Regions from separate parts of the Homo sapiens genome. Here region 1 is linked to region 2. A link is an interaction called in ENCODE POLR2A ChIA-PET data of the cell type or tissue named here. Cell type or tissue: IMR-90. All regions are shown on one strand. Each heading gives the region's core, and the rest is flanking DNA. Links, peaks and the distances in the headings are about the cores only. Region 1 overlaps GLIS1 (GLIS family zinc finger 1). Region 2 overlaps LOC124904179 (a long non-coding RNA gene).

The links. Peaks named below come from ENCODE experiments on the same cell type or tissue, not always from the same donor. Only the 100,000 strongest peaks of a DNase experiment are listed, where the experiment ranks them.
Region 1: POLR2A ChIA-PET joins it to region 2 with 5 read pairs; 1 of 35 experiments calls an interaction of 5 or more read pairs at or near these places.

The regions. Positions count from the first base shown.
Region 1 is chr1:53,644,486-53,657,200 of GRCh38, reverse strand. The region is part of intron 2 of GLIS1 (GLIS family zinc finger 1); the gene reads left to right. Among named protein-coding and RNA genes, the nearest start is that of GLIS1, 88 kb to the left of the region's middle. In IMR-90, for the core only: no CTCF peak of the experiment used is centred there; DNase peaks (open chromatin) are centred at 700 and 2,210; H3K27ac peaks cover 437 bases.
Region 2 is chr1:53,748,190-53,759,520 of GRCh38, reverse strand. It overlaps LOC124904179 (a long non-coding RNA gene), which reads left to right. Exons shown (of 2, transcript XR_007066094.1): 2 at 1,111-1,252. Among named protein-coding and RNA genes, the nearest start is that of GLIS1, 15 kb to the right of the region's middle. In IMR-90, for the core only: a CTCF peak has its summit at 4,628 (motif pointing right); a DNase peak (open chromatin) is centred at 4,650; H3K27me3 peaks cover 6 bases.

The DNA.
Region 1 (12,715 bases), core at 1-5,000, 100 kb after region 2:
TATTAGCATATGTTGAGCTCATTAAGAGTTTAAGCACACCTGTTTAATGGCTGTGCCCAGCCACCAGCACACACTAAAAGGCCCCCGGTGCATTAGCCCGGGGGTGGCAAACAGGGACCCAGCTTCAGCCACTTGCTGTCTATGAGTGATGTCTCCTTTGTCAAAGGTGTGGGGACTGTGATATCGCTGTCCCTCAGCTCATTGATTGTGTTCCTCTCTCCTGCACCCTCCGGACCTCTGCAGTTATGAGGATCCAGCCACAGCTCTGGTCTAGCTTAGACCCAGAGGACTAGCAGATTTGCACGTACCTGTCTGCGGTAGCCTGGCGGCATGCCTCTGCCCCTAACTGACTGCCACACAGTGGGGCCTGCAGCCTAGTGGCACCTTGGGCTTTGGCTGGACTGGCCCTCCGGTACTGCCAGTGCTAACGCCCACCTTTATCAGCCTCACAACACATTCCTTAACTTCACCATCTCCCCCTGGCCCTCTCCGACCCCTTTCTCAACCACGGAAGGTTTAATTGTTGCAAATGGAATCCGTGTTCTACAGAAGTCCAATAAATCTGCAGTCTGTCTTCCTGGTAATCCATCACAGATTGCAAATCGCACGAGGAGAAGTCTATAAGATGTGTTCTTCATGTCTAGTATGTTGGGTTATTTTCATGTCTTGTGGTTTGAATTTGGCCACTGTCATTTTAGAGGAATTTCCTGCCATCTGTGTTCAATTGAATTTTCTCACAGATTTGTGCTTGCTTGTAAATACTAGAGGCTGGCAGAAAGGGGAGCTTTGTTCTTGGTGACATTTCAGAAAGCCGTTAATGCAGCCTCCCCGGCTGATCTGCAGCTTGGCCAGGAGGAGGTCTCAGGTGAGGAGAAGATGCAGACTCCTGATGAGAGGCGAGGGTTTCACCTTAGGATGGGGCACTCCCCTCTGGGGTGGAGTGGAATGGGGTGGTGTGCCTGTGAGCCGCAACTCCCCTTCTGCCTCCCTCCCTGTTTGGGGCTCTGCTTCCCTAGGTGCATCTGCTGATTATGAGGTGTGTGAGCCTTTGCCCCGTGCTTCCTCTTTTCCTCTTCCACTGGGGGCAGGAGGATGAGGAAGCTGAGAGCCAACCCCCCTTCCCCAGTTGGCCAGATCCCAGCAGTATATACTGGGCTGAGCCCCTGGTGATGGGGAGAGGCCACTGGCCATGGGACTAGGCATCTGGTGTCCTGGGTTTGGGCCCAAGCTCTAATTCTATCTGGGATCTTAGACAAACCACTTTACTCCCAGAGCCTCAGTGTCTCTTGCTGTAAAATGGAATATTGATCCCTACCTTGGTGCTTGTTGGAAAGATTAAGTGATGATATGCAGCTCGTGGTGCCTCAACCTGAGGTTGGGCCCAAGCAGTGTGGATAAATAAACAGGTGTAACAAGTAAACCAGCACAAGGTTATTGCCTGCCTGCTGTGTGCCAGACCCCCATGTAGGCAAGGGAAATAAGATGAATAAGAAAGATGTGGTTCTCATCCTCGAGTTCACTGTGTGGAGCAGCGATGGCTCAGCTGGGGGTGCCCAGAACGTCTGTGGGGTGGGGGAAGAAATATTAGAATGCGATTCTTATCTGGTGCATCTCACTCTTGGTATAATAATGGTGATGAGCCTCCATGTGAGGCACTGTTCTGAGCACTGCACATGTTTGTAACTCACTTGGTCTTCACAATGACTGTATGAGATATGTGGTTTTTACAAATGAGGAAACTGAGACACGGAGAACTTCCTTGCACCCCAAGGCCATATAACTAGCATGTGGTAGAATGCATTTGGTTATATATACATAGTTAAATTATCAATGAATACATTTTCTCCAGATTGGGATATGAGATCAAAAAAGTTGGAGACAACTCGTCTAGAGCAGTGATTATCAAACCTCAGTGTGCATAAGAAACATTTAGGGAAGGGGTTAAAATGCAGATTCCTCACCCTCTGGGGGGTTACAGGAGGTTTTTAAGTAAGGTGTCAGGTGAGAAAGGAACACCTGGGCATTCCTACATCTGAAGGTACAGGTTAGCCATTTTCAGCCTCAGTTTCCTCACCTAAAAAATGAGGACAGGTCCTCCTGCCTGGCCAGCCTCTGGGGTGTGTGAGCGTCACACTGGCCCTGTGCACTAGGCCCCGTCACCTGCTCCAAGACATAGCTCCTCATCATCAGCATTTCCTTTCTGTTGAGTCATCCCCATCCCCATGTAAGCAAGCTGATGTTTCTACCATTTTACAAACCAAAACAAACCTCTCAACCCACTTCCCTCTTCAGAGACTGCCTTCGTTCCTTTCCTTTCCTTTTGAGCAAAACTCTTGGAAAGAGTTAGCTGTACTTTTGGTCCCATTTCTCTCTCTCCATTTTTCTCGGAGCCCTGGCTTGCTGGGCGTTCACATCTGTAGCGGCACGACGCTGCTCCTAGGAGGATCGCTGGAGGGCTGGCCGGGCTGCAGTCGCCTCAGTCCTGGGACCCTCAGTGCATTTGCCAGGGCTCGCTCCCTCCTCCCTGATGTGTCTCATCACTTTGTTCTCCAGACACTGCGCTCTCCGAGTTTCCCCCTCCGCTTCTTCCCAGTCCCCGTTCTGGTTCCCCACCATCTCACTGACCTTTCTTTCTCTCAATCTCATCCAGGCCGTGGCTTTGAAGAACGCCCATTTGTTGATGACTCCCAAATTTCTATGCCCATCTGGATCTTCCCCGGAACTCAGACTTGCCTGTCTGCCTGCCATCCCTGTGTCTCCATGTGGACACCCAGGCGGCACCCCAGATTTAATGTGTTCAGAGCTGGGGCTGTTCCGGCCCCCGACCTGCTCCTCTCACCGCCTATGGCTCCTCCATCCCCCTGGCCTCTGTGTTCTGACTTCGCAGGTTGCTTGCTCTCCACACGAATAGTAGAGATAGTGTGGAATAGTAGTTCCACATGATCTTGTTGATCTCGTTCGCTGCTCTGTCCCAAGTACCTAGAACCGTGCCTGGCACAGAGGAGTGCTCAATAAGTATTTGTTGAAGGGAAGGGTGGATGTGTCAGGATCTGGGAAATTGTGAAGTGCCAGGCTCAACTGTGCAGGTGATCAGCATTGCTGGTATGCTGAGGTCTTGTGTGTACTGGTCTCAGTCCCAAGCTAGGTGGAATTTGGCACTGCCCCTCTCACAGCCTCCTGTGTCTGCCCCATGGTGGGGGATGGCAGTGCTTTGACTGGGAACCCCTTAGTGAAAACTAACCTGCCGGTCCTGTGGCACCCTGTTCCTTAGGGTCTGGTCCAGGTGGATACTTCTCCTTCGGGAGCACTTCTTCCTCCTCACCCACTGCTGGCAGCCTGTAGGGTGGGGGCCAGAGGAGGGCCAGGGATCAGGAGATGCATGGGGAGGGCGGGGATGGTGGAGGGCCAGTGACTGGGGTCACAGCTGACCTCAGGCCACACCCCCTTTCAGCAGGGATGTCTGTCTCACCCTGATCCTCTCACTGCTTACCAGCAGTGTCTCCCTGGATAAAACATCTGCAGGCACACCTGTGCCGCAGGAAGAAGGAATTCACATGGCGATCAGGAAGACAGGCAGTGGGGTGAGGGGGAGGAGGGAAGGAAAGAAAGAAGAGGTAGAGGCCAAGAGGAGATCTGGGTAAAGATACCCACCTGCAGAGAAAAACAGAATGAGCTAGAGAACGTTAGAGACTTGCAGAAAGAGACCACGAGACAGAACAGAGGAACGCAGACAGAGAGAAATAGACAGCGAGTGGAGAGGATGGAGACTTGGGCAGGGGTCGCCGGGCTGTGATGCATGTTGTGGATAGGTACTTCCACTGGGGGCCCTGAGAGGACTGTGGGCCTGAGTCTCTTGGGGACAAGGCACACCAAACCATGGGAAGAGGAGGAACCAAAACCTTGAGATTTGTCTTCATTCATTCGTTTGTCCCCATCTATATGTCCATCCATCTGCTTCTTTACCAGTCTAGCATTTGCTAAGCTCCCATCAGTGCCAAGCAATATCCCCAGCCACTTTTTCTTTCTCCTTTGCTTCGTTCAGGCTTGATGGTGCTCAGGACCTCTGCACTTACCCAGTCCGACCTCCAGCCTGGGTTTGTCTCTTTGGGCCCACAGGGCCTGCCCACAGGAGATGCACCATCAGAATGTGTTGAGAGACAGACATCAGAAGGAAGCGCTGAGCCTCCTGTGTGTGCAGCAAGCCTCATTCTCTTCTGTTTTCTCAGCTGATCTTCTTGGCCGCCCTGGGCAGGAGTTGCTTTCTCATCATCCCCACTTGCAGATGAGGAAATGGAAGCTCAGTGAGATGTTCAATGGCTTTCCCAGGACCACATGGCCAGGGTGGGGCTGAAGTTGTCATGCCCCCTGCCTCATTTTTAGGGGCCTTAGCTGGTCCTCATGTCATCCTAGGACTGGCCCCAGGGTCCAGGTCCTCTATGTCACCTTGGATCTTGGTTTTAGGAGGGTGACTGAGGAGGCTTGTGTTGCACAGGGACCGAGGAGCCTCGGGAAACACATGGAAGAGATCATTGAGGACTCATTCGTTTATCAACTAACCTTCACTGAGTTGTGGTCTGCTCCCAGCCTGGCTGGGCACTGAGGACTCAGATGAGTCAGACACTATCCCTGCCCTCCAGGGGCTCATGGTCATAGGGCCCAGGGACATGGACATATAAACTGTTCATCCCAGAATGGTTTGGGGCTTCCAGAGATCCCCTGGCCACCATCTCATCCCACCCTCTTTTCTGGTCAGCAGTGTCTGGAGTGGCCAGCAGATGAGGGCATGCCTTCAGGTATGGCAGGTGGAGGACTCACCCCTGGGCCTGAGATCTAAGCCTCCTTCCCCCACTGAGCTCCCATAGAAGGCTGTACCTCCTACTCTAGCAAGCTGGTTTTCCACTGAGAGCCGCGGCCAACTCATCTCCACATCCTCAGCACAGAGCTGGCACAGAAGGGAAGAAAGGGGCCCAACCTTTGATGATCATCTGCTGTGTGCTAAGCATGTGAGAGGCTCATTACATACAGGGACACACAGAATTCACAGAACAGCCCGTTTTACAGATGAAGACACTGAGCTAGGAAGTGCATATCTGAGATTTAAACCCTGGTCTTTCGGACTCTGAATCCTGTAGTCTTCTGCCTCCGCCAGCTGTCCCACAGTGGGTGTACTGTCAATGCTTAGTACTTGCTGCCTGCATAACTCTGGAGAGGCCTTGAGGACGTGCATTTGTCTCATTCACCCTGAGTGCCTTCCACCCCTCAATACTCAGGTAGAGCCCAGGCCTTGGGGTGCCCCGCTTGTCAATTGCTTTTTTTTTTTTTTTTTTGAGACAAGATCTTCGTCTGTTGCCCAGTCTGGAGTGCAGTGGCACGAACATGGCTCACTGCAGCCTCAAGCTCCTGGGCTCAAGCGATCCTTCCACCTCAGCCCCCTGAGTAGCTAGGACTACAGGTGTGTGCCACCATGCCCAGCTAATTTTTATTTTTTGTAGAGACAGGGTGTCACTATGTTGCCCAGGCTGGTCTCAAACTCTTGGCCTCAAACAGTCCTCCTGCCTTCACCTCCCAGAGTGCTGGAATTACAGATGTGAGGCCACTGTGCCTGGCCTCAGCTGATTATTGAACAAAAGGATGACAGTGATCCACTCACCAGCCCCTTGGCACCCAAGAGGCAGTCGCCCCCCCAGACCCACCTGAAGGTACTGTCACAGGGATTTGGGTCTCAAGTTTTGTGGGATCTGCACTGGTTTGTGTTTCAGAAGAACACTGGGAAAATGTTCTTGGAAATTTTGTGGTTACTCTTGTGTTTTTGTTTAGGCAGGGCTGGCAGTAGGAGCCCTTATTAGTATCAGTTTGGAAAAAATAGCAAGGCATTCACGGCCAACTGCTTAATAGTTTTCATTGAATTAATTTTAAAATGCGAACCTTGTTTCCCTTACTTAATAGTAGAAAACGACTTCCACATTCTGCCCAGTAACAACTCCAGTTACGGGCTCTCCACAAACAATGTGCACATGAAAGGCATCGCTCTGCCCATATGTGGAATGAATAATTTTGTGCAAACTATTTATTATAAGCATACGATGCACTTAAACTTTTTTTAATTTTTATTTTTTACTGTCGTGGTGACAGATCTAGGCCAGAACTGGACTGTTAAACGGCTCAGACTCTGGCCTCTCAGACTGTGAAAAAAATGGACTAGCATTTTAGAAACGCCACAGGGCTAGAAGGAAATTGTTAACTCATTTGGCCCAACATCCAGGGCTCCCTGGGCCAGTGTTCGATGCCTGAGAGAGGATGGTGAGGAGGTTTTATTAGAGGCTGCACTAATTAGGCCAGTGCCAGCCAAAACTAGGTGTAAGCCTGAGGAGAGAATTGCAGTGGGCAGACGGGGTGAGATCCCAGGACTGGGGGAGCGTCCTGATTCACCTATTCGTTCCTTCCGCCATCTCTTTAGTCTGTAATTACCGGAGACCTGCCTTTGTTCCCCATGCTGAAATAAGAAAGGAATATCTATTTTATTCTAGCTTTGACAGAGCAGTGCATCCCCTACTCGCCTCATGACCCTACCAAGCCTTTCCTAAAGTGTGGTCTTTTTTTTTTTTTTTTTTGAGATGAAGTCTCACTCTGTTGCCCAGGTTGGAGTGCAATGGCGTGATCTTGGCTCACTGCAACCTCATCCTCCCAGGTTCAAGCAATTCTCCTGCCTTAGCTTCCCATGTAGCTGAGACTAGAGGCGTGTGCCACCACGCCTGTCTAATTTTTGTGTTTTTAGTAGAGACGTGGTTTCGCCATGTTGGCCAGGCTGGTCTTGAACTCCTGACTTCAGGTGATCCACCTGCCTCAGCCTCCCAAAGTGCTTTGATTACAGGTGTGAGCCACCTCGCCCGGCCAAGTGTGGTCTTTTTTATGGATTTATGTTTTTAACCTTGAATGCATAGAGTTGGATCAAGCACAGTTACTGGTTTGTGTCACTGCCTTTGGTCCATTAATGAGCCCACCTATCTATTTCTCCGTCTGGATTATCACCCCCACCCCTGTTTCAATATAATTAACCACCCAAACTGTGACTTGAACACTAACAAAATACATTTATGCATGTACTGCCCCTATCTTGTCTCCCTGCTGCCCATCTGGAGGTGATCACTTTACTCAATTTTGTTTCTGTGATTCTATGTTGATTTTACTTGTTGTTGAAGTAAATCTTACACAGTTGACCCTTGAACAGCACAGGGGTTGGGGTGCTGAGAGCCCCGGTATAGTCAAAAATCTGCATATAACTTTTGACTGTCCAAAAACTTAACTGCTAATGACCTACTGTTGATCAGAAGCCTTACGGATAACATAAACAGTCGATTAACACATATTTTATATGTTATATGGATTACATCCTGTGTTCTTACAATAAAGTAAGCTTGAGAAAAGAAATTGTTATTAAGAAAGTCATAAGAGAAATATGTTTATAGAACTGTATTGTATTTATCAATACTGTAAGTTTACATCATCTGTTTGCAAGATGAACCGTCTGAAATGACAACCACAACCGGAGACCTCAATCTATGGTACATATCAAGCAAGTCAGCTTTTTCTTGTCATGTCATGACTTTTCTCTGCTTCTTGGGAGCACTTCCAGCATCACCAGTGGCAGTTCATATGGGTCCTATGGTGTTATTCAAAGTTTACAGTATTGCACTAAACACGATAAAAAATATGTGAGAACCTTGAAAGATGACTTTTTACTGTGGTGCGCAATATACTGGAGAGGTGAACTGCTCACACGGAGATGATGAGCACCTCACAGATACTCACAACACTTGAGCTCACCCAATAGCAACAGGAGGTGGCTATGACATAGCTGCAGTCGTACAGAACATATAGTTAATTTTCTGCAGCTATGATTTAATACTGCATCTTTCAGTTTCTGTGAACGGCAAATGGTGCCATGTACAGTTTGTAACTGTGTGCACAGATTTGGATACATTTAAACTTTTTATAATTCGTATATATTTTATGGTAGTAAGTGATAAAATAGACTAGTATCTACATACATTTTATGCATTTAAGTCATGCCTTTTTCTTAATTTTGTGATATTTCTAGGCTATGCAGTTCGTCTGTGAATTTTTTCAAATTGTTGCAAATCTCCAAAAATTTCTAATATATTTATTGAAAAAAAATCCATGAATAAGTAGATCCGTGCAGTTCAAAACCATCTTGTTCAAGAGTCAACTGTATATAGAAAAGTACACAAATCGTAAGTATGTAATTCGATGAATATCACAAGGTGAATGTAACTGTGGACCCAGTATTTACGTAATTACTATTCCCGGAAGAGCCCCACTCATGGCCTTCCCCATCTCTCCTCCCTGCCTCCTTCTTCAAGGTAACCACAGGCCTGACTTCTGGTACCACAGATTTGTTTTGCTTGTTTTTGAACTCGATATGGCTGGGATCTTACAGTACATACTCTCTCGTGTCCGATTTTTTTCACTCAACATTATGTTTCTGAAATCTGTTCATGCTGTGCAGCTATGGCTTATTCATTTTCACTGATGTATGGTATTACAGTTTACTCATCTTTTCCACTGCTGTCGAGCATTTGTGTTGTTTCCAGTTTTTGACCATATTTACATTATGATGAATATATGTATACATGTCTTAGGATGTGCATATACGTGTACTTCTATTGGGTATATATGTAGGAATTAAACTGCTGAGCTATAGGATGTGACCATGTTCATTTTTAGTATATAATGCTAAACAGCTTTCCAAAGTGGCTGCACCATTTTAGCACTCCCGCTGGCAGAGTAGCAGAGTTCCCATTGCTCCCCATCTAACATACGATGTTGCTTGTCTTTTAAATTTTAGCCATTCTGGTGGGTGTGTGTTGGTGTCTTAGTGTGGTTTGAATTTACATTTTTCTGGCGATTAATGATGTTGAGCATCATTTCATATATTTTTTGACCATTTGAATATTCTCTTTTGTAAAGTGCCTATTCAAGTCTTTTTTTTAATTTTTATTTTTTTTTGAGACAGGGTTTCACTTTGTTGCTCAGGCTGGAATGCAGTGGCGCAATCACGGCTCACTGCAGCCTCCACCTCCTAGGCTCAAGCGATCCTCCCATCTCAGCCTCTTGAGTAGCTGGGACCACAGGTGCACATACCACCATGCCTGGCTAATTTTTTGTTTTTTTGTAGCAATGGAGTTTCATCATGTTGACCAGATTGGTCTTGAACTCCTGGGCTCAAGTGATCCTCCTGCCTCATCCTCCCAAAATGCTGGGATTACAGGCATGTGCCACTGTGTCTGGGGAAGTTTTTTTTAATTGAGTTGTTTGCCTTTTTTCGTGTAGAAGATCTTCATGTATTCTAGATCCAAGCCCTTTGTTAGTTAGATGTGGCTTGCCCTTTTTCTCTCTTAATGATGTCTTTTGATGAGTAGAAACTCTCCATTTCAAAATAATCTAGTTTATTCATCTTTACTTTTATGGTTAGTGCTTCTGAGTCCTGTTTAAGAAATCTTTGTGAATTTATCTCAAATTGTGAAAATAGTCTCCTATACAATTTTCTTTTACAAGCTTATTTTTGAAGCTTGGCTGTTTTACATTTAGTATTTAGATGTATAGTCCATCTAAATACGAGGAGGCTCTCTGGATTTGGTTTTTATGTTTGGTGTGCAGAAGGTGTCAAGTTTCTTTTTTCCGACATTGTATAGAAATCCGATTGAGCCAGCAGCTTCTATTGACCACGTTGTCCTTCCCCCACTTTTCTGAAGGGCCACCTTTACCATAAATCAATTAAATAAATGGCTCTATTTCTGGATTCTCTGTTCTGTTCCATTAGCCTATTTGTTTATCTTTGTGCCAGTTTCACATTAATTACTGTAGCTTTATAATAAGTCTTGATATCTACCTTATTCTTCAGGATCACCCTGGCTATTCTTGGCTGTTTGAATTTTAATATAAATTTTAGAACCAGCTTGGTAATTTCCACAGACAAAAAGAACCTGCTGGGATTTTGATTTGGATTGCACTGAATCTCTAGATAAATTTGGGAAGAAAAATTTGCAACTTCCAGCTTCTAGATAAATTTGGAATTTCTAAATTCACATTTGGAATCTTCTGACCCATGAATATGGCTTATCTCTCAATTCATTTAGGTCTTCCTTAATTTATCTCAATTTTCTTTTCCTTCATCCCTCCCTTCCTTCCTTTCCTTCCTTTCCTTCCTTTCCTTCCTTTCCTTCCCTTCCCTTCCCTTTCCTTCCTTCTTTCCTTCCTTCCTTCCTTCCCTTCCTTCCTTTCCTTCCTTCCCTTCCCTTCTCCTTCCTTCCTTCCTTCTTTCCTTCCCCTCTCTTTCTCTCTCTCTCTCTTTCCTTTCTTCTTTCTTTTTTGAGACAGAGTCTTGCTCTGTTGCCCAGGCTGGAATGCAGTGGTGTGATCTCTACTCACTGCAACCTCTGCCTACCAGGTTCAAACAGTCCTCCTCCCTTAGCCTCCCAAGTAGCTGGGACCACAGATGTGCGCCACCACACCTGGCTAAGTTTTGTATTTTTAGTCAAGACGGGGTTTTACCATGTTGGCCAGGCTGGTCTCAAACTCCTGACCTCAACTGATCCACCCACCTTAGCCTCCCAAAGCGCTGGAATTACAGGTGTGAGCCACCATGTCCAGCCTGTCTAGCAATTTTCTTTGTTGAGGTCTTGTATATCTTGTGTTAGATTTATCCGTATGTATTTGATGTTATTCTATGTTACCATAAATGATATCTAAAAAATTCCCTTTACTGTTTATTGTAGATAAGTATATAATTGAGTTTTGAGTGTTCCTGTTATATCTACTGACCTTGTCAAATTAACTTTTTAATGGTCTAGTTTGTTTTTAGATTCTTTTTGATTTCTGATTATCACTTGTGAATAATAAGTTTTATTTATTCCTTTCAATTCTTATATATTTTATTTCTTTCATCCCTGCTTACCCACTAGAGGTAATCTTATGTTTGTCATTCTCTTGCTTTAAAATAATTTTTAATCAAATAAATAGTTTTTATCACGTGTCTATGTGTGCCTAAACAATATATTCCATTTTAGTGGATTTTGAACTTTATTCGGTATACTGAGATTTGCTTTTTAAATTCAGCATTATGTTGCTGGATGTTGCAGGTGTCTCTAGTTCATTCATTTTCACTTCTTTGTAATATTCATCATATGAATGAATATGGCCCCTGCCCCCCTTGTTCACTGCTGCATTCCTCAGGACCTAGTGCAGGGTCAGGCATGGCATGGCAGGTCAATAAGGCTTTGATTGAATAAGAACTGCAAGGAGTGAGGTAGACACCACGAAAGCCCAGCTCTACTTCCTGCAAGCAAGGAGTCAGGTAGACTCTTGAAAATCCAGCTCTGCTGCCCCCTAAATTCTATGAACTTGGGAAAGTTACTTAGCTTCTCTGAGCACCAGTGTTTCCTCTTGAGTACAATGGAGATGAAAACACTTATTACTTGTGGTTACCAGGAGATGGCTTACCATGAAACAACTTAGCACAGATGGCATAGCCCTTCTTCCCATGTTGGCCTGTACCCCAAGGGTTGTGGTTCATAGGGGGTCTTGCTGTTGGGCAGGCCATCCCCTCGGCCATCCCCTATCACCCTGGCCTGCCATCCTGCTTGCTGAGTATGGATAAGAGAGTAAGCGGGAGGAGTCATTCCCCATTCAGTAAGCATTTGCTAGGCCCCTGCTGGGTGTCACAACTGTTGTAGACTTCGGGGACTGATCAGTGACTACAATAGACCAACATCTTCTTCCAGAAGCCTGTCTTCTAGTGGGTAGAGACAGATGGAAACACAGGAAATATACAGTGTGTCATTTGGTAACAAGTGAAACAGAAACAAATGAGCAGGGAAGGGAGACAGGAAGTGTTGGAGAGGGCTATTTCGTGTTTGGAATAGCACGACCAGGAAAGGCCCCAATGTTCATGCAATGTGTGAATCAAGATCCGAAATATGGAAGGACCCATGCAGATGTCTGGGGGGGAGAAGCATTCTAGGCAGAGCGCACACATCAATTGCAAAGTCCCCGAGGCCAGACTGTGCTTGGCATGAGTGCGGAATAGCCAGGAGGCCGGTGTGGCTGGCGTGCGTTTGTTTAGTTATTTCACAGACATTTCCTATGCACATGCCAAGCCCTGTTCTTAGGCACTGAGGAGAGATAATAGTGATCAATTCAGATTAAGTGCTGCCCTCATGGACCTTAGATTTTTGTGGAGGAGATAAACCGTAAACCAACAAATAAGCGAGACAGTCTGCTTTCAGCACAGCAGCCTGCGTGATCCTTTTATACCAGTGGAATCTGTCGCTCCTCTGCAAATAATACTTGCTGTTGTGGAGTGAGCCCCTGTGGCACTCAGGATGCAATTCTGGATCCTCTCTGTGGCCTGTGGGATGATGCCGGACCCCGGGGCCCCCCAAATGCACCGTTTAATTCTTTCCTTCTAATTTCCTCCTCTCCAGCCCAGCACACTGCCTCCTCCGGGCCCTGGTCCCATCTGTTCCCTCTGCTGGGCATACCCTTCACCACTCTGTGGTGCCCACCTTCAGCACCCTGCCCTACCCCAGCACCCCCATCCCCTTACTCTACTCAGTTGTTTTTGAAGAACTCTTCCCATTCTAATAGGCCGTATGTTTGACCTATTGATCATGTTTGTTATTTATGAGTCACCTCC
Region 2 (11,331 bases), core at 2,564-7,563:
GCCTGGAGATTTAGAAGGAAAAAATGGTTTCGTGAGCCAGGCTTAGGCTCCCTCTGCTATGTGCAGTCTAGGGACTTGGTGCCTGCATCCCAGCTACTCCAGCCATGACTAAACGGGGCCAAGGTACAATGCAAGCTGTTGCTTCAGACAGTGGAAGCCCCAAACCTTGGCAGCTTCCACATGGTGTTAAGCTTGTGGGTGCACAGAAGTCAAGAATTAAGGTTTGGGAATCTCCACCCAGATTTCAGAGGAGGTATGGAAACACCTGGATGCCAAGGCAGAAGGTTGCTGCAGGCGTTGGGCCCTCATGAAGAACCTCTGCTCAGGAAGTGCAGAAGGAAAATGTGGGGTTGGAGGCCCCACACAGAGTCCCTAGTGGGGCACTGCCTAGTGAAGCTGTGAGAAGAGGGCCACAATCCTCTAGACCCCAGAATGGTAGATCCACTGACAGCTTGCACCATGTGCCTGGAAAAGCTGCAGACATTCAGTGCCAGCCTGTGAAAGCAGTCAGGAGGTGGGCTGTACCCTGCAAAGCCACAGGGGTGGAGCTGCCCAAGGCTGGGGGAGCCCACCTTTTGCATCAACGTGACCTGGGTTTGAGACATGGCGTCAAAGGAGACCATTTTGGAGCTTTAAAATTTGACTGCCCCACTGCATTTGGGACTTGCATGAGGCCTTTGTTTCGGCCAATTTCTCCCATTTGGCATGGCTGTATATACCTAATACCTGTACTCCCATTGTATCTTGGAAGTAACTAGCTCACTTTTGATTTTACAGGCTTATAGGTGGAAGGGACTTGCCTTGTCTCAGATGAGACTTTGGACTGTGGACTTTTGAGTTAATACTGAAATGAATTAAGACTTTGGGGGTCTGTTGGGAAGGCATGACTGGTTTTGAAATGTGAAGACATGTGATTTGGGAGGTGCCAGGGGCAGAATGATATGATTTGGCTCTGTATCCCCACCCAAATCTCATCTTGTATCTCCCATAATTCCCATGGGCTGTGGGAGGGACCCAGTGGGAGATAACTGAATCATGGGGGCGGGTCTTTCCTTTGCTGTTCTCGTGATAGTGAATAAGTCTCATGACATCTGATGTCTTTAAAAACAGGAGTTTGCCTGTACAAACTCTCTTCACCTGCCGCCATCCACGTAAGATGTGACTTGCTCCTTCTTGCCTTCTACCATGATTGTGAGGCCTCCCCAGCCACGTGGAACTGTGAGATCTCCATTAAACCTCATTCCTTCGTAAATTGCCCAGTCTCGGGTTTGTCTTTATGAGCAACATGAAAACAGACTAATACACACCCATTACAAAGGCTAAAAATAAAAGGATTGATAATAACGGGTGTTGATGAGGATGTAGAACAACTAAAACTCTCATATAATTGCTGGAAGGAGGGAAAAAATGGGCAATATCTACTAAAGCTAAACATGTGCCTACCCTGTGACCTATCGGTTCTGCTAATTGGTAAATGTCCAAGAGAAATGAGTGCATATGCCCACCAAAAGTCATGTTTACTAGGATGCCTCTAAGCAGGAGTTTTCACAATAGTCCCCAATGAGAGACAATTGAAATGTTCATCAACAGTAGAATAAAGTGTGCTATACTTTTACGGTGCAATGTTACTTAGCAATCAAAAGAATGAACTACTGCTAAATGTAACAATGTGAATGGAGCTCACAGACACTAAGCCAAAGAAGCCAGACACAAAGGAATATCTAATGTATGATGACATTTATATGCATATTGAGAACAGGTGGAATTTAATGGTGATAGAAGTCAAAGTAGTGGTAATGGGGAAGGAGGCAGTATATTGACTTTGTGGAAGGGCATGAGGAAAACTTCTGAGGTGCTGGAAACGTCCATATATTGATTTGAGTTATGGGGGTGTATACATATAAAAATTCATTGAATTGCATGTGCAAAATTTGTGTACTTTATGTATGTTGCTTTGGTAAAAAAAAAATACATAAAAACTGACAGAACAGGCTGGGTGTGGTGGCTCACGCTTGTAATCCCAGCACTTTGGGAGGCCGAGGCGGGCTGATCATTTGAGGTCAGGAGTTCGAGACCAGCCTGGCCATCATGGTGAAACCCCATCTTTACTAAAAATACAAAAATTAGCCCGGTTTGGTGGTGTGCACCTGTAATCCCAGCTACTCGGGAGGCTGAGGCAGAAGAATCACTTGAACCTGGGAGGCAGAAGTTGCAGTGACCCAAGATCACACCACTGCACTCCAGCCTAGGTGACAGACCAAGACTCTGTCTAAATTTAAAAAAAAAAAAGAAGTTATTTTCCACACCTCTTGGTAACTGATAGAAGTAGACTTTGGAAATCAGTAAGGATGTAGAATATCTGAATGACATAGTCAGCACAGTTGACCTATGGGACACATGAGGAGCACTGCACCTAACTACTGGAGTCCAAGCATTCTTTTCAAGCTCATCTTGAACATTTACAATTCTGGTTATATGTTGGTCTATAAAGTAAGTCTCGGTCTCAAAGGATTAACATCATTTAAAATTGTGTCTATAAGGCAATTGAAGTAGAGATCAATTTTAAATGATAATTAGAGCATTCCATATGTTTTGAAAGTAAGGTACATTTTAAATCACCTATGGGTCAAAGGAGAAATCACATAGGTAGAAGTTAGGAAAAAATATTTTTCAATGAGTGATAATAAAAATACGTATTGAGGCCGGATGCAGTGGTTCACACTTATAATCCCAGCACTTTGGGAGACCAAGGCAGGTGGATCACCTGAGGTCAGGAGTTCAAGACCAGCCTGGCCAACGTGGTGAAATCCCATCTCTACTACAAATACAAAAATGTGCTGGGTGGTGGTGACGCTCACCTACTTGGGAGGCTGAGGCAGAAGAATCATTTGAACCTGGGAGGCGGAGGTTGTGGTGAGCCAAGATTGCACCACTGCACTCCAGCCTGGAGGCAGAGTGAGACCTTGTCTCAAAACAAACAAAAAAGAAAGAAATTTGTGAGATATAGCAAAAGCCATGCTTAGAGGGAAATTTATACCCTTAAGTGCATATGTTAGAAAAGAAGAAAGGCTGGATGTCAGTGAGGTAAGTGTCTCAAAAAGCTAGAAAATTGATTTAATCCCTTTAGTTTTTACCACTTTTGTACCTTTCCAATACACATGTCATAATGTATGATTAGTGTGAATTGGCTTGCCCTCTTTTCCAAAGGTCTATGAGTTCTTTGGATTTAGGGATCGTGTCTTTCTCTTTATATCCCTAGTGCCTATTAAAGTACCTTGTACACAGTTGATATTTGTTTGGACTGAATGGAACTCCTCATCATCAGTGTCTTGGAGCTGTTACACACCCAGGGTCTTAGACTTAAGTGTTCACAAAAGCCAGACAATTGATGAGGTGAGTGAGGCCAGCTGGTCAGGGAACAGCATACTGGAGAGCGTGTGGAAGGCTGCTGTTGCTGCTTGGCCCCAGCTGCTGTTGTTGCTATGGGAGAGTGCTGGCCCAGTGTGGCTAGAGCTCCCTATTTGTTTACAAGAACGAGGCCAGGCGGCTCATGCCTTTAATCCCAGGACTTTGGGAGGCCGAGGCTGGAGGACTGCTTGAGCCCAGGAGTTGGAGACCAGCCTGGGCAACATGGCGAAACCTTGTCTCTACAAAAACTACAAAAAGTAGCTGGGAATGGTGGCGTGTGCCTGTAGTCCCAGGTACTCAGGAGGCTGAGGCAGGAGGATCACTTGAGTCTGTGGTGGGGTGGGGTGGGGTGGGGTTGGGGGAGGCAAGGCTGCAGTAAGCCATGTTCACACCGCTGCATTCCAGCCTGGGCAACAGAGTGAGACCCAGTCAAAAAAAAAAATTGCATTTCGATACAAAATCTCCCTTTTTGAAGTGTTGGCAACTAATTAATTCAAAACAAAACAATGAATGTCAAACTAAACTACATAGCCTATTACTGCCAGTTTACAACTTCTGTTTTATTTCCTACCTTAAGAGGTGGGAATGTGTTTTACATCTGAATATTCCAGTCAGTAGTCTCTTGAGCGGCCTCCTCCATCAGGCACACTTCTCCTTGAAGAAAAGACTCCTGACTAGGTCCTAATTGGATTTCTGGGCCCTATCTGTAAGAAGTTTGCAGGGTTTTTAAAGCCTTCTTTGTAGTTGGCTGTTCACCCCAGCTGAATCAGACATGTGCTCCCAGAGATTTTTTTTCCCTCCTTTTGTTGTAACATTCTTAATGATGCGTTCTGACTTTTTCACTCTGTTTTCCTCACATTTGTCACCACTTTTGCTTTTGGATCTTCATGCTGGAAAATCTGAGGCTTACATGGAAGATTGATTTTTAATGCCCCTTGCGTTGTTTTTCTGCTGGAACATTTGCATGCAATTATGACATTTTAAAAATAAGAGACTATGGGGCTTGAAAAAAGAATCTTCTGGGCGGATGAGCAAATGGAAAGACTGGCCTTTAATTCTGTTAACATCCCAATTACATCGTGGTAACCCTTGTGACGATTTCTGTCCCTTGTAATGCAACACCTGGTTTTTGTTCTAGGGACAAGGACCAAGCCTGGCTCACTCAACCCTTGCTCAATCATGGAAGAGGTGATTGGAAGGCTTGTGTTTTCCACTGGCCAGCAGAGGTCACTATTTCAAAGTGGTTAGAGGAAAAGTTGTCTGCTGTCCACACCATTTCTCTTTGGTTTGGGGGAGGTTTTATTCACAGTACTGGTGGGTTATTTTTTTAGTCATACTTCTCTATATTTTCCAAATGTTCTACACAATGAATTATTTGCATATAGTATATTGAAAAGTGCTGATGACTTGAGTAGGCTTCTGTGTGGCTAGTTGCTTATGGAGTGACAGTAACTACTATTTATTGAGCACTTACTATGTGCTGGACCCTGTGTTCCTCATTTTACAGGCATTATCTTTAACAGCAATCTATCCTCCAGGGTCGTTGTGAGGTTACTTCAGAGGAGCTTGAGGGGAGGAGAAGTGAAATGATGTGCCTAAGGATACACAGCTAGAAGAGACAGATTCATATACAGGGAGATATGTCTTCAAAACCAAACTCGAGTTTCTTGAGAGCTATATTTTTTTCCCCCAAAGGAGAACTATTTTAGCAGCTTGAAGCAGCAATCGCCAAAAATGTATGAGAGGAGTATGTATTTTTGAAGCAAAATCTTAGAGATTGACTTTTTTTTTTTTTTTTTTTTTTCAAAATTCAGCCACTATCTGCTTGAAGAAGCTAGGTGTTGCTTCTTGGTCTTCTTTGAAAATGGAACCTGGGGTGTTCTGTCAGGCTTTGCTCCTTCTCCAGATGAAAACAAATATTAGGAGTGCGTTGTTTCAAAAAAATGTCCTGAGCTTAAGACCTCTTTAGTGAGTAGAGTTTACTAAGAGATTTATTATTTCAGTTTACAAGGCCAACTGAAAACCTCTTAACTTGAAAAGATATAGACTGTTTGTGAATGAAAAGATAAATCTGTTTTAGTGGACTTTTATTTGTATTTTAAAATTAACCACCAGGATTTTCCATAAAGCTAGAGTGTTAAGAGAAGACAATTGTGTTCGTCACTGGACAATGAGTGGTCAATTTGACCCTCCTCTTCTCACTGAGGAGGTGATATGAGAATAGTAAGAAAAGGCTTTGGCCAGGCACAGTGGCTCACGCCTATAATCCCAGCACTTTGGGAGGCTGAGGCGGGCGGATCATGAGGTCAGGAGTTTGAGACCAGCCCGGCCAACATGGTGAAACGCTGTCTCTACTAAAAATACAAAAATTAGCTGGGCATGGTGGCGGGCGCCTGTAATCCCAGCTACTTGGGAGGCTGAGGCAGGAGAATTGCTTGAAACTGGGAGGAGGAGGTTGCCGTGAGCCGAGATTAGACCAGTGCACTCCAGCCTGGGTGAAAGAGTGAAACTCCGTCTCAAAAAAAATAAAAAAGAAAAAAAAAGGAAAAGAAAAGGCTTTATATTTGGGGGGCTGCCACAAAAGACATTGGATTCTGGAGTCTTACAAACTTGTCTGGTGTACTGCTCTCCATTATTCCTATTTCAAAATGTTTAATGTCTTGTGGTTGTTATTAACGATATAATGACTATTAGAATAGAAAACCTTATTGCCTTTTAGATCTTCTCAGTTAACTGATAAGAAGAAGCTGGCTTATCTTTGTTGTCAGCAAATATTTAGCAAGCTTTCACAGGGATAGCAAGCGGCTCCAATAGTAATATTTGTGCATGGAGCAAATGCACCTGGATTCCAATTAGAGGCAAAGTGACATAGTTAAAAGGGCACAGACTTAGCATTCATTTACTCATTCATTCAATCATTCATATGTATGCTAGGCCTAGGGTGCTAGACACTATTCTGGGTGCTGGGAACACAACAGTCAACAACACAAATGAGCTTACCCTTCTAGTGGGTGGAGAGAGAATGAATATAAACAAATGCAATGTGGTGGTGAGTGCACTGAGGAACAAGTAGACAGTAAATAGTAGAGTGGCTTTCCATTTTATTTGTATTTTTATTTTTTGAGACAGGGTCTCACTCTGTTGCCCAGGCTGGAGTGCAGTGGTGTGATCACAGCATGATCATAGCTCACTGCAGCCTCCATCTCCTGGGCTCAGGCGATCCTCCTGCTTCAGCTTCTTGAATGGCTGGGACTACAGTCACATGCTACTACACCCAGCTAATTTTTTGTAGAGATGGAGTCTCACCATGTTGCCCAGGCTGGTCTCAAACTCCTGGGCCCAAGTGATCCTCTCACCTTGGCCTCCCAAAGTGTTGGGATTACAGGCATGAGCCACCGCACCTGGCTGGTTTTCCATTTCAGATAGGGTGGTCCAGGAAGGTCCCCCGATAAAATGATGTTTGGGCAGAGACCTGAATGAGGTAAGGGAGAGAATATGTAGGTACCTGAGGGGTGAGTTCCAAAACACAGAACGGTCCCAAGGCAGGCATATACCTGATAAGTTCAAGGGATAGCAAAGAGGGCAGGGTGGCCAGGCGCAGTGGATGAGGTGGAGTGTGGTAATGTGAACAAGATGGGGGCCAGGACAAGCTCACTCAGGCCAGGTAGGCTACAGGAAGGACCTTGCTCCCGCTTCGAGTCAGGGACAGCCATTGGGAAGTTCTGAGCAAAGGAGTAAGATGTGTTGAATTACCTTTAAGAAATAATTTAGTCTGACTGTTCTGTGGAAAAGAGACTGGAGACCGTGGGTGGCAGGCAAGAATGAAAGAAGGTTAGGAGACCACTGCTGTAACCAGATGAGAGAGGATGGTGGCTGGGCCCAGGGTGAGATGCAGACAGATTTGATCTATTTTGAAGGAAGAGGTGACAAGCACTGCTGGTGGAATGGTTGTGGAGTGTGAAAGAGAAAGTCGCTAGTATTGACTCCAAGGTTTTTGGCCTGAGCAGCTGGTAGAATGGAACTGCCATTTAGTGAGATGGAGGAAGCAAGATGGGTTAGTTAAGTCTGGCTGCATGTAAATGAAAACTCAGAATAATGGTGATTTAAGTGACACAGTTATTTTTTTTTTCTCACATAAAAGAAGATCCAGAAATAGGCTGTCCAGAATGGCTATGGTGACTCCCTGAGGTTATCAGGGATTCAGGCTCATTCTAGCTCTCCACGTAGCCAGCCCCAAGGTGTGGTCCTGACTCTTGTGGTCCCACATGGCTCCTGGAACCACAGCCTTCATGCCTTCCTTCCAGGCAACAGGAAGAAGGAAGGGGAGGGAAAATAGCATCCTCCCTCCCTTTTAGGAACACTTCCTGAAAGTGCACATACTTAACGCTTAGCATCTCATTGGCCAAAGTGGTCCCATGGCCACATCTGGTTGCAAGGGAGTCTAGGAAATGTCTTTTAGAGGTTGATTGTAACCCATTAATAGAATTGGGGTTCTGCTACTGGAGAAAAATGAAAGGATGAATATAAAGGTAGGCTTCCAGCTGTCTCTGAGAGTTGGGTTTCGGAAATAATGAGTTCTAGTCTTATCTCTGGCACTATCTAGCTCTGTGAACTTCAGCTAAGATTTCACATCACTTATCTATTTCGACTGAAAAATCAAAGAATTGGACTGAATGATTTTGAAGTTCCCTTCTAACTGTAACATTGCATGAGTGTTTGAATTTGGGATGCAGTAAGGTAAGTTTGGTTTCATAAAAGAAATAAAATGTCTTTGAAGAGCGGATTATGCGAGATGTCTATTAAACGTCTTAAAACTGATTTTTTAATTGAAAAATTCATTTCAAACTTATTCATGAATACAATTCCATTCCTCTATTTATTAAAATGCTTTCTGGATACAGGTCTAGATGACTTTAATATGTGCCTGGAAAACAGCATAGGAATTACATAATACTAGTGTGTACTGGATGAGTCTTCTGTTTATTTTATAAGAAACATTTTAAATAAAAATAATCAACTATTCTGTTCCTTACTCCATATATGCATTTGGTTCAGCCTCATTTACCAACTTGTTGATCTGTTGAATCAATTTTGTACATGGGTTCATATCCACAAATTGCTGAACATGTTCGATACACATACAAAGTCCCTGCCTTCAAGGGGTCTGCAGTTTATTAGTGGGAATACAGTAAATACACAAATGGGTAAGTAACACAGCAGAGAATAGGTGCTCTGAGAAGGGCAATGACTCCACAGTTCACAGGAAGGAGTTATGGTGAAGGCTTTGTGCTTTTGGTGTTTGGTTGGGAGGGGAAGCCTTAAGTGGAGAAGGGGCCACTTGGAGATCTGGGTGGGCTGGGATGGGAGTGGTCAGCCAGGAAGGCATTCTAGGGGAAAGGAGAGGAAGGGACAGGTGACAGAGAATGGTCCAGATCAGCTGGAGATGAGGTGTGGTAGTGTGGTGGAAAGATGGTGGTATTTAGGGTCAAGCCTGACTCTGCCACTTGCTGGTTCTGAGGTCTTGAGCAAGTCACTTAGCCTCCTTGGGATCTCACTTCCACATCTGTAATAGGAAACAATACTACCCTGTTCATACGACTGTCCTGTGTATTGCTGTATGTACACAGCATTGTCTGCATTAATGTATGGAAAAGCACCTGCCACAGGGCCTGGGACTGTGTGCTTCCATAATAAGTAACAGGCCCTTCCTTACATATCTATAGCAAATATTGTCCGTTATAATTGTTTAAGCTATCAGATCTTATTGTCCTCATTAGCAGCATTTGACATGCATATTATAGTAAGTCTGATTCTGTTTCTCTATAAAGACAGTGATGAGCTGAGAGCCAATGAAAGTTTCTCTAGAAAAGCCATTGCAGCGATGAGCATGAGGAAGAGATATAGCTTAATGACTTGGTAATGGTGATGTTGACTTTGCTTCTGGAAACCACCACTGAGGACTAAGAATGCCTTGGGCCTCCCAGGGGAGGTTCCAAACCCTAAAACTGCTATTTTCCTAGATGCCCAGACATTGCTTCCCTTCACTCCCATCACCCAGGTGTATTAAGTTTGCCTCCTAAATAAAGCTATGTCCCAGCCACTTCTCCTGGAGTCCAGGCTCCTCATCTTTGGGACTTCTGACTGTGCATTCAGCACCTACTCTTGCCTCTTTCTTAGCCCATTTCCCACATGACACTGGAATGCTACTTTCTTTTTACTTTTCTTTCTTTCTTTCTTTCTTTTTTTTTTGAGACAGGGTCTCGCTCTGCTGCCCAGGCTGAAGTGCAGTGGCACAATCACGGCTCACTGCAGCTTTGACTTCCTGGGCTCCAGCAATCCTCCCACCTCAGCATCCCGAGTGGCTGAGACCACAGGTGTGTGTCACCACACCTGGCTAAATTTTTAAATCTTTTGTAAAGACAGGGTTTCACCATGTTGCTCAGGCTGGTCTCGAACTCCGGGGCTCAACTAATCCTCCCATCTGGGCCTCCCAAAGTGGTAGGATTACAGTTGTGAGCCACTGCACCTGGCCTTTTCTTTCTTCCTTCCTTCCTTTTCTTTCTTTCTTTCTTTCTCTCTCTCTCTCTCTCCTTTCTTCCTTCCTTCCTTCCTTTTCTTTCTTTCTTTCTTGAGATGAGGTCTCGTCCTGTCACCCAGGCTGGAGTGCAGTAGTAGGATCAAAGCTTACTTACTGTAGCCTTGAACTCCTGGGCTCAAGCAATCCTCCTGCCTCAGTCTCCTGACTAGCTGGGACTACAAGTGCATGCCACGACACCTGGCTACATTTTTTCATCATTTTTTGAGACAGAGTCTCACTATGTTGCCCAGGCTGGTCTTGAACTGCTGGTCTTAAGTGACCCTCCCACCTCAGCCTCCCAAGTAGGTAAGATTACAGGCATTGGCCACCGTACCTGGCTTGGAATGGTATTTTCAGAACAGATCTGATCATCAGTCTCCAGGTAAAATCCTTCATTCCTTTAGCATCCAGACCTTGCCCTTCCTCAGTCTCATCTGATGCCCTCCTGCCCTTCACTCTGTGGCTCCAGTCACACTGCCCTTCTTTTGCTGCCTGGAAGTGATCTTAGTTCCTTTAGTTTCAGGGCTTTCGGACATCGTCCTCTATCTAGCTGGAAAGCTTTCCCTCAATGCCACAACCAGTAACTTCTCCTCCTCACAGAGTCTAGTTTATTTTTTAAATTTTTATTTGTTTATTTATTTTTGAGACAGAGTCTCGCTCTGTCAGCCAGGCCAGAGTGCAGTGGCATGATCTCGGCGCACTGCAACCTCTGCTGCCCGGGTTCAAGCAATTTTCCTGCTTCAGCCTCCCGAGTAGCTGGGACTACAGGACCCGCCACCACGCCTGGCTAATTTTTGTATTTTTAATAGAGACGGGGTTTCGCCATGTTGGCCAGGCTGGTCTCAAACTCCTGACCTTGTGAACTGCCCGCCTTGGCCTCCCAAAGTGCTGGGATTACAGGTGTGAGCCACCGTGCCCAGCCGTAGAGTCTAGTTTAATGATCACCTCCACAGGAAAGCCTTCCTGGACCCCATAGATGGGGTCAGGCCTCCAGTCCCCTTCCTCATTTCCCACCCTCTCATAGCATGGAGCATTCTCCCTTAGGGTCTTATCATTTGTGATGATGCATTCATTTGTATGATTAGTTGAATACTCTGTGTCCACAGAGAAGCTCCATGAATCTCTGGCGCCCAGGACAGTGCTGAGTACATTGTAGGTATTCAACCAATATTGTTGGATGAGAATAGAGACTGCTGGGATCCAGACCTTGGTGCCTCCTCCTTGCATTCTTAGCCATTGTGTTTTGACCTCTCTGAATGAGGTTTTGAAGGGCCTGCACCTCCTTCAATAAGTTCTTCATCTACTTTATTAACGTGCATTTATTCAATCATCATTCGCTGAGTGTG